Linked DNA regions of Homo sapiens: region 2 is linked to region 1. Evidence: chromatin loops called from intact Hi-C (ENCODE). Cell type or tissue: PC-3. All regions are shown on one strand.

What was found. A loop is a pair of places that touch in the nucleus more often than their neighbours do. Peaks named below come from ENCODE experiments on the same cell type or tissue, not always from the same donor. Only the 100,000 strongest peaks of a DNase experiment are listed, where the experiment ranks them.
Region 2: it touches region 1 in a loop (4-fold over the local background); 2 of 110 quality-filtered maps call a loop at or near these places.

The regions. Positions count from the first base shown.
Region 1 is chr1:14,368,298-14,376,297 of GRCh38, reverse strand. All of the region lies in intron 3 of KAZN-AS1 (KAZN antisense RNA 1), which reads left to right. It also overlaps a transcript of KAZN not described here. Among named protein-coding and RNA genes, the nearest start is that of KAZN-AS1, 48 kb to the left of the region's middle. RefSeq lists enhancers at 2,544-3,409, 5,575-6,253. In PC-3, no CTCF peak of the experiment used is centred here; DNase peaks (open chromatin) are centred at 3,577 and 4,027; H3K4me3 peaks cover 552 bases; H3K27ac peaks cover 2,732 bases.
Region 2 is chr1:14,436,643-14,444,642 of GRCh38, reverse strand. It overlaps a transcript of KAZN not described here. Among named protein-coding and RNA genes, the nearest start is that of KAZN-AS1, 21 kb to the right of the region's middle. RefSeq lists a silencer at 7,374-7,475. In PC-3, no CTCF peak of the experiment used is centred here; DNase peaks (open chromatin) are centred at 932, 3,072 and 3,702; H3K27ac peaks cover 4,198 bases.

The DNA.
Region 1 (8,000 bases):
GCTTCCAACACATAAACTTTGGGGGACATATTCAAGCCATATCACTGATGAAAGTACTGTATTCTTTCTGGGTATGATGCATGTACAGGGCCATGCACATTTGGGGGCTAAATGCATACTTTCGATGATGATTGAGATGGTAACATTCCCACAGGAAATGGGAAATCAGTTGGTATTCTCCCTCACTGTGTTCAGGTGCTGGGTCCATGAACACTCCTCTTTTCTGTTGCTTGCATCAGACTTATCTGTGTGTTAACTAATGACCCAAAGTCATGCGAGGCCAGGGTCCCCTGGAGTATTTGCAAGGGGGCCTTGGCTCCATACATACTCCAATGACTTTGTGTTGAGGGTATTGTACACATATGAGTACTCCTCTCCACATGTAATTTCTTTTTTTTTTTTTTGTTTTTGAGATGGAGTCTTGTTCTGTCGCCCAGGCCGGAGTGCAGTGGCGTGATCTCCGCTCACTGCAAGCTCCGCCTCCCGGGTTCATGCCATTCTCCTGCCTCAGCCTCCCGAGTAGCTGGGACTACAGGCACCCGCCACCACACCCGGCTAATTTTTTGTATTTTTTTAGTAGAGATGGGGTTTCACCATGTTAGCCAGGATGGTCTCGATCTCCTGACCTCGTGATCCGCCCACCTCGGCCTCCCAAAGTGCTGGGATTACAGGTGTGAGCCACCGTGCCCAGCCTCCACGTGTCATTTCATGCAGTGACCTTACACTTTATGCTGAGCATGAGATGAAAAATGCAGATTGGTTTAATCTTAGTGGGCTTGGTTTTCAGGGCCTCTTAGTATGAGCATCTTGCCTGTGGGAAACACGTGATCCCAGTGTTGAAGATACACAGTATTCCTACGGTATGGCTCTAAATACAAGACACCTATTTTATCTCGGGCTTGGGTGAGAAGCAAGCCATCTGCTCTAGTGCTGGGAGAAGGCTGTCTGTGTTGGACTGACTTATGGAGAGACAGTGCCTAGGTGTCTAGCATACCTGGGGCCTTCCTAGTGGTTTGGCTTTCTGTGATGGTCCCTTATTTTTGAATCTAACCTCCTGCACTCTTTCTGAAGTGTGTATGATGCTATTGTGACTAATAAAAGACAGTGTGCTGAATTCATAACAATTTTTTCATTATTATTTTCTCAGTTAATAGACGCTAAAATACAACTGACCTTCAATAGAGGTCATTAAATTAGGAGTCATCTTTTTGGAAAAGGCTGGAAGCTGTTAACCTGGAGCTGTAGCTGCAACAGATTCCCAAGCCAAGCTGAAAGTCTGTGTTGGCCTCTGCCCCCAAAAGGCTGAGGTGCTCTAGAGTTTGGGTAAAGTATAGTTAATTGGACTTTAATTCTTTGAAAATGGACGAGCTCAATAGGACTTGTGTGATCGCTCTTGGTTAATCAGATTGTTAAATTTACTGACCTCCTTTTCCCATACTCATTTCCAGGACAGATTCAGGCTATGTCTGCCTGTTTTGATGCATGCAATTTACTTTAAAATCCTGCAGTACAGGGAGCGTGATGATTTGTATATGTCAATTGGCTTAAACTACACTCGAGGGGCAGTCCGCGGTCCTGACCAGGAATCTACATTCTGAGAGTGGACTCCAGCATTTAATCAGAAAGGCCACACTCCTGAGGCTGTTCCCAGAAGGGCGTCTTCATCTTTCTTTACCACTGAACTTTGATCATCACTAGAGACTTTGCTAATTAGCTCAAAGAAAGTTCCAAATGGGTTTTCATTGGTGAAAAAAAAGGGCTCGTTATTTAGCATAATGGATATAATAAGTGAGTTCTCACTGGTGAGTATTCAAGATGAGAGGTTTGGCTAAGATATTTTCCCGAAGCTCCTCATCCTTGCCTGAAGGGGATCTGAACAGCTTGCAGACGCTGTCCCCTTCTCCCACAGGGATGGTACTTGAGACTTGATCCCCCAAACATTCGTTCATTCAGCTGATAGTTTGGAGGATTTGGGTTGCCTGATGATCATTGTGAGATTAGCTCTCTCCTGCCTCTTGAGTGCTGTCATAACTGCCTGGGGTGAGTGGTCCATGTGAGGTGTGGTCAGGACACCTACAAGGACAGGCAGCTGGGATTTTGTTGATCTTAAACATCAAGTTTTAGAGCCTAGTGTCTGCTTACTAATAAGTGTCTGCATATGGCACAGGGTTTGGTCTGAGAAGTGCTTTTATTATAACCTGGTAGCAAAGTTGCAGGAGAGTAGCTAATTATCAACCTCCTCCAACTACTGATGGACATGAACGTCAGTAACTACCACGAAGAACTAAATATGTGCACATGGTGAGATTGGCTTATGTTAGTTTACACTCCCTGGCAAAAGTACTACCTTTTGCACAAATGGGAGGGATTTTGTTTTCCACTTTATGTAAGATCCGTTTAAGTAACAACCTGGACAACCAAATCCCTAGCAAATTACATCTTACTTAGTGAAGAGGCACAACTTTCATCTTTAATATAAGCCTCGATTCCCCATGAAATCTGAAGCCATCTTTTCATCTTACACATCACCTTGGGGTCAGAGAAGGAACACACCACTCCAGGCCTGTCTCCCAGGATCCTAGGACTCTGTGGAATGCATCCCTTTCCCTAGAAAAAGAAGACAAACTTTTGCTTTGGTTAACTTTGTTAATTTTATGTGTCAACTTGACTGGGCCATGGGCTGCCTGGACATCTGGTTAAACATTATTTCTGGGTTGGGCTGTGAGGGCGTTTCTGGAAGAGATTAGCATTTGAATCAAGTTAAACAGTTAACTTGATTGGACTCACTTAAGCAGTTTGCCCTTCCCAAAGTGAGGGTCTGAATATTTATTGACAAAAAGGCAGAAGAAGGTTGAATTCTGTCTCTCTGCCTGACTTGAGTTGGGACATCAGTCTTCTCTTGCTCTTGGACCGGGACTTACACCATCAGGACTCCTGGTTCTCAGGCCTTTGGACTTAGACTGGAATTTATATGAACAGCTTTCCTGGGTCTCCAGATTGCAGACAGCAGATTGTGGGATTTCTCAGTCTCCATGATCTCCTTTGCCAATTCCTTATAATTATATGTGTGCATATATATATATATATATATATATATATTCAGTTTTTCAGGAGAACCCTAACAAATACTGGAGCAATGAGACTATATCCACTTCCCAGAAAGCTACCTCTTACAGTCCTTGTTCAGTACTACCTACCTCCAGCTTTCTTTTTATGAATTATAGTCCCTCCAGCTGGTCACGTGGCAACCTCCTACTCATCCTACAGGCTGTAGCTGAAATGGCACCTCCTCAGGGGGCCCCTCTCAGGTTACTCTGTCTACATAGGCTCTTTTGTATTAGTTTCTATCTCTATCCCCTGTTTCTGTTACGTGATTTTATATAATTAGTTATTAATTTGTTCATTTGTTGACCACCTGACATTCCCACTAGACTACAATCTCCTCGAGGGCAAGAACCTTGATCATTTTGCTCACCACCACAGCTAGGCACAGAGCAGGCACTGAATACATGTATTGTGAGTGAATAAATGAATGCATAGTTTCTTTGCCACTTGTAATCAACAATGAATCACAGGGTGCGACTCAAGAGGAAGTGAGCTTTGCTTTGAGAAAACTCAATACAGAATCATCTGAGAAGAAGGGATGCTGACTGAATATTCCCGTTATTTTAGAGCAATAAATAATCATCTTTGATGAGGCCATTTTGCTGCCCTCTCCCGCATGGGGCATGTGCTAATGCACGGGGACATTTTCAATTTTTGCACCTGGGTTGGTGTTACTAGCATCCAATGAGTAGAAGCCAGGGATGCTGCTGGACATCCTGCAACATACAGGACAGCCCCTCACATCAGAGAATTATCTGGCCCAAATGCCTGTCACTAGCACGAAGGTTGAGAAATCCCATCTGAGAGTAATCATATTTACCATGTTTCAATTACCAACTTCCAATGACTCAAAGTCCAAGAAAATATACTTAACACAAGTCAGCATTCTTTGGCAATTATAGAGACATTTAAATTTTTTAAATGACCTCAGGCTGTTGATCTATCCATGATTCAACCACACTATAGCTATATGTAATCTTAGGGATTGGCTGAATTGACCCACTTAAATACACAGTAAACAGTTAACAATCTTTGATACAAACTCGTCATTTGCTTTTCCCAAAGTAAGGATACAGAAAAATTCCTTTTACTTGTTATGAACTTGTTTTCAGTCTGTTCAGATCTACCAAAATGAAAAATTGAAGCTAATAAGATCCATAAATGAGATGACGACTATTCACATGACTAAGTGATTCTTCTTTTTGCAGAAAGATTCTCTGCCAGTTTCCTTTAAACAGTTGGCTCCTTTCATGCATTTAAAATCTAACTCGGTTTACAAAAGCATTAATTTATGTGCGCATTTCAGGCTCACCGCCATTGTGAAAACTAACTACATCTTTCATGAGGAGTGCATCCCTGCCTTGCCTCTCAAAGATAATTCTCCTGTTTCTTGGTTTTCTCTTCAGATTGTGGTTTCTTTGGAGGGCAAGATCCGTGTCTCTAGAATGTTTGGTTCTGCTTTTGGCATCCTAGACATTTCAGGATGTCAATAAATATTTATTGATGCTGATGAGGTGAACAGAACCAGACAGGTGCATTCTTACTCTCTTGTCATGTGCTTTATGGAACTTTTATTTTTTTTTATCAGCATCTTCCAAGAGGGTACCAAGAAACTCTCTTCTTTAGACACTCAGCCTCTCCCAGGGACTGAGATGCTTTTGGGGCTCCCTGGGACCACCCTTTTCCAATTTAGCCCTTGCTACTCTCCTGCCAAATGTTCCCCAGGCATAATTACCATTCACACATCATTTTCAAACTATCTCAGCTGCAGGGGGTGGGCTTAGCCTTGATCCCTAAAAGCATGGTCTCCATTGTGTGAAATACTTTTGCAAGAGGGGATTAAGCATGTAGTTAATATCTCAATACCACAGTGAAGAACTCAAGAGACGGAAAGTTTTCATTTGCCCCCCATAAGAGGCATGAAAAGCAATAGCTCTCAAAGTGTGGTCCTCTGACCAGCAGCATCAGCATCCCCCAGGACTTGTCCCAAATGTAGCTTGCTTGGCCCTACCGCAGACCAACTAACTGAACCTGGAACTCTGAGATGGGGCCCAGCTGTGTTTTAGTAAGCCCTCCAGGTGTTTCTGATGCACACTAACGTTGGAGAACAACTATGCTAGAGGCTCAAGCTTCTTTATGAGTGTTGAGCTCATCACCTACCCCTGGTTCAATAGTGTCCATTATGTCTTATAGAAGATACGAGCTGGGGGCTGGGCTAGGTGGTTCACACCCCTAATCTCAGCACTTTGGGAGGCTGAGGTGGGTGGATTGCTTGAGCCCAGGAGTTTGAAATCAGCATGGACAACACAACAAAACTCCATCCCTACTAAAAATACAAAAATTAGCCAGGCGTGGTAGCACATGCCCGTAGTCCCAACTACTCAGAAGGCTGAGGTAAGAGGATCACCTAAGCCCGGGAGGTCCAGGCTGCAGTGAGCCATGATCTCAACTCCAGTCTGGGTGACAAAGTGAGACAGTGTCTCAAACTTAAATAAAAAAGAGAAGATACAAATTAACTTCATGACTCTCCAAAGAAACCTCAGAGATCCCTGGCAGTCCCAGGTTTTTCAGCCCAATAGGTAGGTGGACACACATGTAAAAGAGGCAACAGGTTTACCACTCAGAGGGAAAAGTAATCGTGTCTATACCCCCCAGGAGCAAGGCTTTCCTAGCATGCCCTGCACAAGATAGCTGTCCCCTCCCCAAACCACCCTCTTGGTCTTCCATGGCAGAGGTTCCTTGGGGGAAGGGAGGGAGAGGAGAACTGAGCCTCAGCTCAGATCCCTGAATGATACTCAGGGGCTGAGCAGCTTGCTGCCTGGGGGTGGCCACACTCACTGAACAACAGCTTGGCAGCCTTCATGTGTTCTGTGCAGTGCCTGGGCCTCCTGAAGGAAGGTCCTTGCCCACCCTCCACCCTACCCAGGACCAGTCCTCCCCACTTCTTCCTCTCCTTCACTAGCCAGGATGGCCCATCTCCCTGCCCACCTCCCAACCCTGCTCTCCCTCAAGCCTTGGTCTTCTCTAGTTCCTGGGGGTGGAAAGACATCCACCCTCTGTGGAAACCACTGACCCTTTCCATCCAGCATTTGGGTTGGTTGTTTTTGTCTAACCCTCTTGGTGTCTAGTGCAAAGATTCATGGCTGATTGTGGGCTGGAGAGGGGCCAAAAGGCCTCTCATGCACGTGTGGGGAGGTGGAATGCACCCACAGTACAAGGATTTACACTGTGCATGTAATCCCAGCAGGCAGTGTTAGAGCCAGTTGTTTCTGGATTAATTTATTTAGCTATTACATTGATAGTGACTTAGACTAAGCACCATCATGAAAACACAAATTACTGTAACAATGGCTTGCTTCTTTGAGATTTACATGTTTTTAGTGGAATGCATACCTGAAAGCAGTTCCAGATTCCCCTACAGGTGCATGGGGACGTTGGGCTTACTTTGCATAACTGGCACAAGGGCTGTGGTCAGGTTTATTTCCTTTGGATCCTTGCTCAGCTTTCCTCTTTGCTAAATACCTTCCTCGAGAGATGTGCTGTGTCTTTGTTAAACAAGGCTGCCCTTAAAGGGCAATTCATCATTCGCAACCCATCATGGCCTTGCAGGAGACAAGGTCCCGTCCAGTCTGCCCTTTCCCCATTTTTTCTTCCTTCTAAATGCCCCTCTTCCCTTTTACCATTCTCCAGATGGAGAAGCCGCTTCACAAATCTTGGCTAGCACATTTCAAGGCTCCTTCTTTGAAGCGGACTAGCTTCAGCTCCACAGATTTCTCCACAGATTTCTCGTGGAGGCTGCATTTTAAACAATAGGCTCATGCACATCCTTTAAGGTAAATACAGTCGTGCAAGCACTTGGATAGTGTTAAAGTTAATGACCTGGCATTGAGCGAGGAAACTGAAGAGCGAACGATACATTTTTGACATTTCTGCCACCCAGACAGCAGTGGCTGCTTTGCTCTCACACACACACACAAAATCGAGAACATTTCTCCTGAGAGGAAATGTTCTGATTCAGGATCTCTTATTTTGCATTTAGAAATGTGTCTCCATCTGATTCTTTCCTGAGGCTACGCTGCAGAAACACATCTTGGTGTAAGACACCTTCCATCTCTAGCAGTTGCTAGTGAGCTAATGAAAGTCAATACTATTTATTCAACTCCCGGGAAGCCCAGCGCTCCCTATTAGCCACTGTTTGAAATGTGGACCAAAGAAAGGTGACCCGGATAAGATCAGGACCAGAAATGGTCCTGCCTGACACAGGTACTATTAATATACTTGGAGAGAACTACCTAACACGGGCACCGTTAATGTACTTGGAGAAAAAAAAAGCCAGTACCTCTCTACCTGGCCATCCCTTAATCCTCTTTTATGATGGATTGTTTAACAAGTAAAGGGCTGTAAATTGAGTGAGTTGCTTTAGACACTATAAAAATCGATTGTTGAAAGTTGAAGCGAAGCCTTCTCTTTCTTCAGTTTGGGTGCATGGTCGTAGTCCAGGCCAAGAACTCCAAGGAGCCAACAGCCTGAGGTAGGATTGAGCCAGAGGCTTAGGAGGGAGGAGGCATCACAGGTGACACCCATCTATGTAAATTACCCAGATCCCCACATTCTGCATCTGAGCTATCAAGAAAGCTGTTTCTCTAGGTCCCATGGGTTGTTAGCAGGCTTCAGTTATGTGTAAATTGTGAAAGCTGATTGTACGGTTGGCAAAATGGTCAGAGACCTAGAAGCTTTGTTGATGACCACATCATGGGAGTGCCTAATGGATGGATCATTCATAAACACTCTGACAACAAACACGAAGTGAAAATGCACTTCTAGGTAAACAGCTGCTTGCATCTGAGTGATGCACAAAGCTAAAATCCGGCTCTCAGGGATGCATCCCGTCTGTA
Region 2 (8,000 bases), 68 kb before region 1:
CGAGCACCAATAGAGCAGAAAAAAGAATCGGGCCGGACGCGGTGGCTCACGCCTGTAATCCCAACACTTTGGGAGGCCAAGGAGGGCAGATCACCTGAGGTTAGGAGTTTTGAGACCAGCCTGACCAACATGGAGAAACCCCATCTCTACTAAAAATACAAAATTAGCCGGGCAAGGTGGCTCAAACCTGTAATCCCAGCTACTCGGGAGGCTGAGGCAGGAGAATCAGTTGGACCTGGGAGGTGGAGGTTGCGGTGAGCCAAGATTGTGCCATTGCACTCCAGCCTGGGTGACAAGAGCGAGATTCCATCTCAAAAAAAAAAAAAAAAAAAAAAATCATGAATTTAGTTTATTTTGGAGATGAGCGAGTTGGAGGGCGGGTGACACCAAAGAAACCATCAGGTAAGGATCACTGCTGCAGTGGATTTTGATATCATTTTCCATAAGGGGTATATGTACATCTCATGAAGGTTTGCAGTGAAAGCCTTTGCAATTCAAAGTTTGAGAGTTACTCTGTGTCTGAACCCATACTTTGAAGTCTATTAAAGAAAACTCTACTATTATAATCCAGGTAGGTTCAATGAGAAAAAATATATACTCTGCAGTTAGTACAGGAGTTGAGGTGGCCAGATTCCTTGTTTTATAACTTTCAATTTACCTGTCTTCTAAGTTGAGCAAATCTTGTGATCTCTCAGGTGGTGGCTCTGCTTAGGATTTACAAAAAAAATTGAAACTTGAAGGATAGTCGAAGCCCTGGGAACTCTTTTATTCAAAGTGCAAAAAAGGAGAACAATCCTGCTATAAAATTATAGCAAAATGCTGCTATACCATTTTGGCAGCAGGAAGACCACAGAATGTAATCAGAAGTCTAAGGAAAGCAGCAAAATACTTAGGTCACATGAATAAACAATGCACCTTTAATGCCTCCACATCCCTGTGGGAGGCTCGAGAGGAGTGAGTCACTGGGGATTAGCTTCTGGAATTAAGAAAACATGCTCTCCTCCATTAATGACATCTTGCCTTATCTTCCCATCCCAGTTAACACCATAATTGTACCCCATCAGAGCCCTGGAGAGTGGGCAGGAAGGCCAGGGGCCTCCAATCCAATGGAGACTCTCCCTTGCTCTCTCAGATGACTGCAGGCCTCCTGTTAGAATGATTTCCATTTGCAAACGAGGTGGGCTGCTCTTGATTTATTTCATTACTGGAGCAAAGCTCCATCCTCCATCTCTGGATGTGTCTCGTGTCTTATCTCCCAAGAGCCCCTGGCCCACAGAGGTAGACTGCTGGCTGGAACTTAATTAGGCAGCCTTTGAAGATCCAGTGGCCCCTCTGGCAGCCAGCCACCTTATCTCATGGTGCAGAAATCCCTTGGGGAGCTGTTCTTGCAGAGCACTGGGGCCCATTCGGGAGAGACTTGAGATTTATTTTTTGATTTGCAAAACAAAACAATACAAAATAAAACCTTTCTTTTAATATATTACTTGGGAAGCCCAGATCACGTTTGGAAGAGCCAAAACATTTCACGGTTGCAAGAATCTTAAAGGTTATGTAATTCAAGGAGGGTGGGTTGAGGTAGAAAAGAGAAATGGGGACCAGAGAAAGACTTGACTGATTGGCCAAGTTCACCCAAACAGCTCAATGAGACAAGCTAATGGTGCATGAGTTCCCAAAAGAAAGACTGGTGAAAAGAAAACAGATGTGGCATTCCTGAGAAGGGTGATCCTATAAATGACCCACGTGTCGGGGAGCAGGGGCCAGCTCACCTTGGCTGGTGCTGTAGGGCTAAACTGCCACAAGGCGGCAATGAACAAGACCACTTTTGCTTTTATGGGAAGTGCTTTCGGTGCTCAGTTTTAGGTACTGACACTTATGAAATCAGGCCAACAGGGATTTTTGTAGTGTCCTAACAAGAAAGTTTCAGCCCCCAAATGGAAATTTCAGGACAGGTCTTCTTTCCTCTTAGGCACAAAATAAATGGAATTCCAGGCCTGGCTCACCTCCAAGTGTCTGTGGCCTCTGGTGCTTCTGACCCTTTTCCTATCGGGTGCACCCCACCAGGTTAACCCAGCAGCAACAAGCTGAGTCCCCACAGAGCTACTTCTGGGCACCCAAGCCTGCTGGTTGAGAAGGTGTAGCTGCAACAGCTATAGACGGTTAGGGGTTTCAGCAGGTCCTCTGTGACGATCTCATACAGCAGCAAAACCTCCAAGGGCATAGTGAGCTTCTATGACAGTCCCTGTTCCTGCAGCTAAAAGTCTTGCTGATTTCTCTGAGCCCCAATTTTAAAGCACAAGCCTTGGTAGATGGGTAGTGATTTGTGTCCAATTAGCATATCAGGCATTTGGTCAGCCTGAGTGAAATGGTCAAAAGTATAAGTATATTGCCAAAGCCGCAATCCAAATCATATCCAATCTTCTCTTTGTATAACACCTTGTAATTTTCAAATGAGGCTTTCTAAATCATCATCTTTTCTGATCCTTGCAACTCTGTGAGGTGGGCAGGAGTATTGTCAGAACCTCATCTGGTTTGTAAGGCATTTCTAAGTCAATTAGAAAGATGTCCCTTCCCCTGCAGGGGGACAAAGCCTAGCTCAGCTGGACTTCAGCTCCCACTTGCTCCTCAGCTGGGTTCCCTTGTGTAGTGCACAACCTGCTCAACCCTACATGGCAGCCCTGGGTAGTCTCTCAATTTCTTAGGTGAAGAAATTAAGGCTCAGAAGGTTACTTGACTTGCTCAAGCTTACTTAACTTAGATCTTCTGGCTACGGGTCCAGTGTTGCCTTTACCATACACATCTATCCTCCCAACTCTCCTTTTTGCTTTATTTCAACAATTTCTTTTTTGTTAAAAAAAGTATATTTAATGTGAGCATACACCATTATTTCTCATTCTCACCCAAATGTCCTTCTTGCTGAGTTGAATAAATGCCCCCATCATGAGCCAGCTTTATGGGATTTTGACTCACTATGTAAAATTGCACCAAAAAATTTTAATCCTCTGAGACATTTGAGGGTTGCAGCTGCAAACAATTAATTTGTGTTAAAATCCAAACGTATCTGATGAGAACAGCATAAGTCACTGCTTTCCAAACTCTGTTCCTTAGGACACAAATACTCTCAAGACTTGAGGGGCCTCAGAATCACCTGGAGGACTTGTAAAATGTCGCTGGCCTCACGCCCAGGGTTTCTGATTCAGCAGGTCCAGGGTAGGGCATGAGAATCTGAGTTTCTCACAAGTTCCCAGGTGCTGCTGCTGCTGCTGCTGCCGCTGCCGCTGCTGCCCGGAACAACATACTGGGAAGTCCAGTTCCAGATAATGCTAATGGAAGTTCAGCATAACTTTAGTTTCAGGGTTTAAAATATATATATATATATATATGAGTATTCTCATGGAAGTTAATTCAGAAGATAGACTTGAAAAAGCCTATCATAAGCTATAAGAAGCCAAAGTTGCTTTCTGAGCTTAATTAATGTATCTTCCAGTCATTTAACAATCATTAAGAGCTGAAGATGGTCCAGGGGCTGCTCAAGGCCCTGGGGCTTCAGAGGCCTGGTCCTTGTCCTCCAGGAGCTGTCAGTCCATCAGGTGCTCAGAGAAGCAAACAGGCCATGACATCCTAATGGACTGCATACTCTGTCCTGCATATGATCAGTGCTAGTCATCTGGGGACTGGGGGTGATTGTGGTTCACTGAGACAACAGCAGGAGAGAAGAAGGTTGCTGCCAGCCCTCAGAACCTGTCTGCGTCACTCATCTGCGTTGAACGTGATGCCTTTTCTATTGCTAAGTCATAGACCTGGACACCTGACTTAACATGTGTAGTGTGCCTTGGGAATTCACAGAATGTCACAGGTGACCAGGACAGGCTTCATGGATGAGTGACCTATGCACGGCATCCCCTCTGCCAAAACAGAAGAGCACCATGCTTGGTTTAATGCTCTGCTGTGGCTGCCTTGAAATTCCTAATAATGTTTGAACAAGGGGCCTTATGTTTTGATTTTGCACTGGGACCCCTGCAAATTATGTAGCCAGTTCTAAGCATGACTTAATCAGTCATTCCTCAAACATCTTTTTGAGCAACCACAAAGTGTCATATACTGAATTAGGCATTAGAGGTTCTTGCTTCAGTAGGATGGGGTTCCTGTCGAGGAGCTAGTCACTAAATGCAGAAGACAGACATATGAATGGGAATTGACAATCCAATATGGTAGTTCCCGGAAGAGAGCAGAACACGCCCGATCCTTCATGTCTACAGCAAAGAATTTATTTCTGCCAAAGTCTCTCCAGCTGTCAGTACAAAGCTCTGCATCTCTTATCAACCCACGGAGGACTGGAATCCTCCGCCAGGTAATTTACGGAGAGGAGTTGCGGGCAGTCTCCGTCACCTAGAATATCACCCTCCTGCCAAGGTTAGCATTTGTCAAAGTCATGGTCATTAGTGCACATTTTTTACAGAGTACCTTCTTTGTGGCTGAATTCTTTAAAGTGCTGGGGACATGCAGTGAACTAGACAGATAAAGATGTTCACCTTGGTGGAGCTGGTGTTCTAGCAAACAGACATAATAGAACAACAGACCTAACGAATAAGTAGATTATGTAACCTCTTAGAGGGGGAGAGGTGCAGTGAGAAAGAAAAAAGTAGAGCCAGAACAGTGGGGTTGGGAGTAGATGGGGGTGGGACGTGGTTGGGATGAACTGAAAAGGCAAGCGCTGAAGGAGGTGAGATGTTAAACATGCTGAAGAAGGACCCTCCGGGAAGAAGGAGCAGACAACAGAGTGTAGAGCCTGTGCTTTTGAGGAACAAACAGTGAGAGGTCAGCGTTGGTGATGTGGGGTAACTATAAGAGGTAGGGGAGAAAAGAAAAGGTCAAAGCGTTATGAAGGGACCCACTCATGTTGGGCATTGTAGGCCTGCACTGTCCAATATGGCGGCCACTGCCTCATGTGACTATTTTCATTTAAATTAATTAACGTGAAACAAAATTGCAAATGTAGTTCCTTAGTCACATGAGTTATATTTTAAGTGCTCAGTAGCCACCTGTGGCCAGTGGCTACCATACTGGACAGTGTACATCTAGAACGTTCCTATCACTGCAAAAAGTTCTAAGTGAACAGCAAATTTAGAGACTTTAGCTTTTACTCCAAGTGGAATGGGGAGCTATGGAGAGTTTGAGCAGAGAAGAGACATTCTGGCTTCTATATTGAGGAGGGGGTCTAAGTAGGTAAAAACTCCTAACTCTGTTAGGAGGCAGTTATAGTTTTCAAAGCAACAATCACTAATGGTGGCTCAGATCAGGGCAGCAGAGGAGGTGGTGAGAAGTGCTCAGTGCATTGGTATTTTGAATGCAGAGCCAACAGAACTTGCTGATGGATCACATAGGGAGCATGGAAAAATACAAAAGAGAAGGAGGAAGGATGATGACCAGGCCTGTGCAGCTGGAAATCTGTGGTCAGCATCTTCTGAGAAGAAGACACTGTGAGCAGGGCAGGTTTTGGGTGTGGAGAAAAACGATGAGTTCAGTTTTGGATATTTTGTGTGTGTGATATTTATTGGAAATCCCAGTAGAGCACTGAGTAGACAGTTGGCTGTAAGAGCCTGGAGTTTAGAAGATGAGTCTGGACTAGGTATTTACAATGGGCAGTTGTTAGAATGGAGACGCAATAAATACCCAAGACTGGGTGAATTTGCTAAGGGAGTGAAAATAGAAGAAGACCTGTTAGAAGAGGTGGAAGACTTCACAGCACTAAGGGCTTACATAGGGAAACAGCAGGTACCGGAGGAAACTGGAAACTTCTACTTTAGCCTATCAGCCACGAGGAACTTTGGAAGACTTTTAGGAAGCTCATCGTGAGCCCCTCCCTGACTCCTATGGTAATTTCTCATTCATTTCACAAGGTAAAGAGAAAATTCCACTCAGAATAGAAGCCAAAACCCTTCCAGTGGCTGACAAGCCCTCCATGACAGGTGCCCACAACACTCTCACTTGTCCCATCTGGTCTCCTACTCATTGCTGCTCATACCACGTGCTGTTTGTGTTTACCACACTCTGGCCTCCTTGCCATTTCCCATTTCCCACACTCCTGCCCCAGGGCCTTTGCACTGGCTGCTCCCTGTGTCTTGATGTCTAGAATGTTCTTCCCCCAGATACCTGATGGCTTACTCTCTTGCCTCCACATGAATCTTTCCTGGCCGGCCCCGTTCCCTGTCCCCTTATTCTGCCCTCTCTTTTCCACTAAGATTTGTCCCCATCTGACATGTCATATGTCTTGCTTATTGCTGATTCCCCTTCTCCCGACACCAGAAAGTCAGCCTCCTGAGGGCAGGGATGTTTGTTTAGCGTGTTTTGCTCATTGACATATCCCCAGCATTGGGAACAGCACTGGGCACCTGGCAGGCACTTGGTAAATATCTGTGTTGAGTAATTTGATGTAAGCCTATACCCACAGGACTGTGCTCAGAGACCATCCAGGGCATCTGCAAAGGGATGAACAGAAACAGAGAAGCAGGGCACGTGGTGTTGCTCAGATCTTTTTTTTTTTTTTTTTGGCTTTAGGGAAATAACTTTTTGACCTTTCTTGAAGTTTAACTGGTGGCAGAAGGAGAGAAAAGGGAAACCCAAAAGGGAGGCAAAACTGGGATGAGAGCTGGCTTGTTGCTTTCAGAAGTTCACCAATACAGCTACCACCTTTTAGAGGACATGAGAAAAAGGGAACATGTCATCCCATCTCTGGATGGGATGATGGCAGCTCCTCCTCCTCCTCCTTTTTCTTTCTCATTTTCTTTGTTGCTGTCACTTCAAATGCTGCCCTCTTTGACTTCCTTTAAATAGCCAGGGTAGAAACATACACGGGGGAGGTACCGTGCATGTCTTTGAAACCTGGTCCAGCAATGTGCCAACTGCACGCGGCTCTCAGCATGCAGAGCCTCCCGGCTTCTCATGTCCGACCCACGGGCTGCAGCGACTGCAGCTCCTGGCAGGGGCACGGATTCTGAGAGGTGGAGGCAGGGGAAGGGAGAGGAGAGGGAGGATGTTTGACAATGCTCCCACCTTTTTTTCTTTTAATAAAAGTACAGCAAATTGATCCTGTTGGAAAAATTGGACAAGCATTTTTACAATGCATTGTTTCTGACTGCCAGGGGCGAGGTGAGAAAGAGCGAGAACAAAGACGCAGGTCTCACTGTCTAATTCTCTTTGTCCAGCATAAAGCATCATTTCTCGTGATTGTTGAAAATTGTGCACCAGCCTCAGCGAGGACTTGAAAGGGAAGCTGAGCTCTTCAACATGCGCGTTTCATCGACTGTGTTCTGAAAATGCTCCTCATTGCTGTAAATATGCCCCAGTCTTAGGAGTTAAGAGCGGCAGTGAGCTGGAGCCCCCAGCTGTGGGATGTGGGGATGAGTGGGAGTCAGGGTTCCTTTGAGAAATGAGGGGAGTGGTTCTCAGATCACAAACTGACATGGTTTTATCTAGAAGAGACACATGGCTCTGACTCACTGAATTTCCATGCAGGATCTAACTGGGACACATCAAGGGAACTTCAGTGTTTTCAGCACCAGCTTCACAAGAGGAGAATGAGACACAGTTTTTATCTATTTCCTCTGGAGGACAAAAGGTCTGGATCCAGGGTAGTTGGTAAAAGAAGCTGAAGTGTCAGGCAGGGAAACAGGACTTTTAAAAAGTGATAATAAAATGAACTACAATCAGCTGAGTGTGCTGGAGAGGTGCATGCAAAGTATCTTGAGAAGAAGGCTTTGGAATCAGACAGACCTGAGTGAAATCCTCTTTGCTCCACTGACCAGCTGTCGGACCTTGGCCAAGTAACTTAACATCTCAGGGCCTTGATTCTCCTCTCTGTAAAATGGGAATAATACTAGTAACTACCTCTCAGGATTGTTTTAAGGTTTTTTTTTTTTTTTTTTTTTGAGACAGAGTCTCGCTCTGTCGCCCAGGCTGGAGTGCAGTGGTGCAATCTCAGCTCACTGCAACTTCTGCCTCCT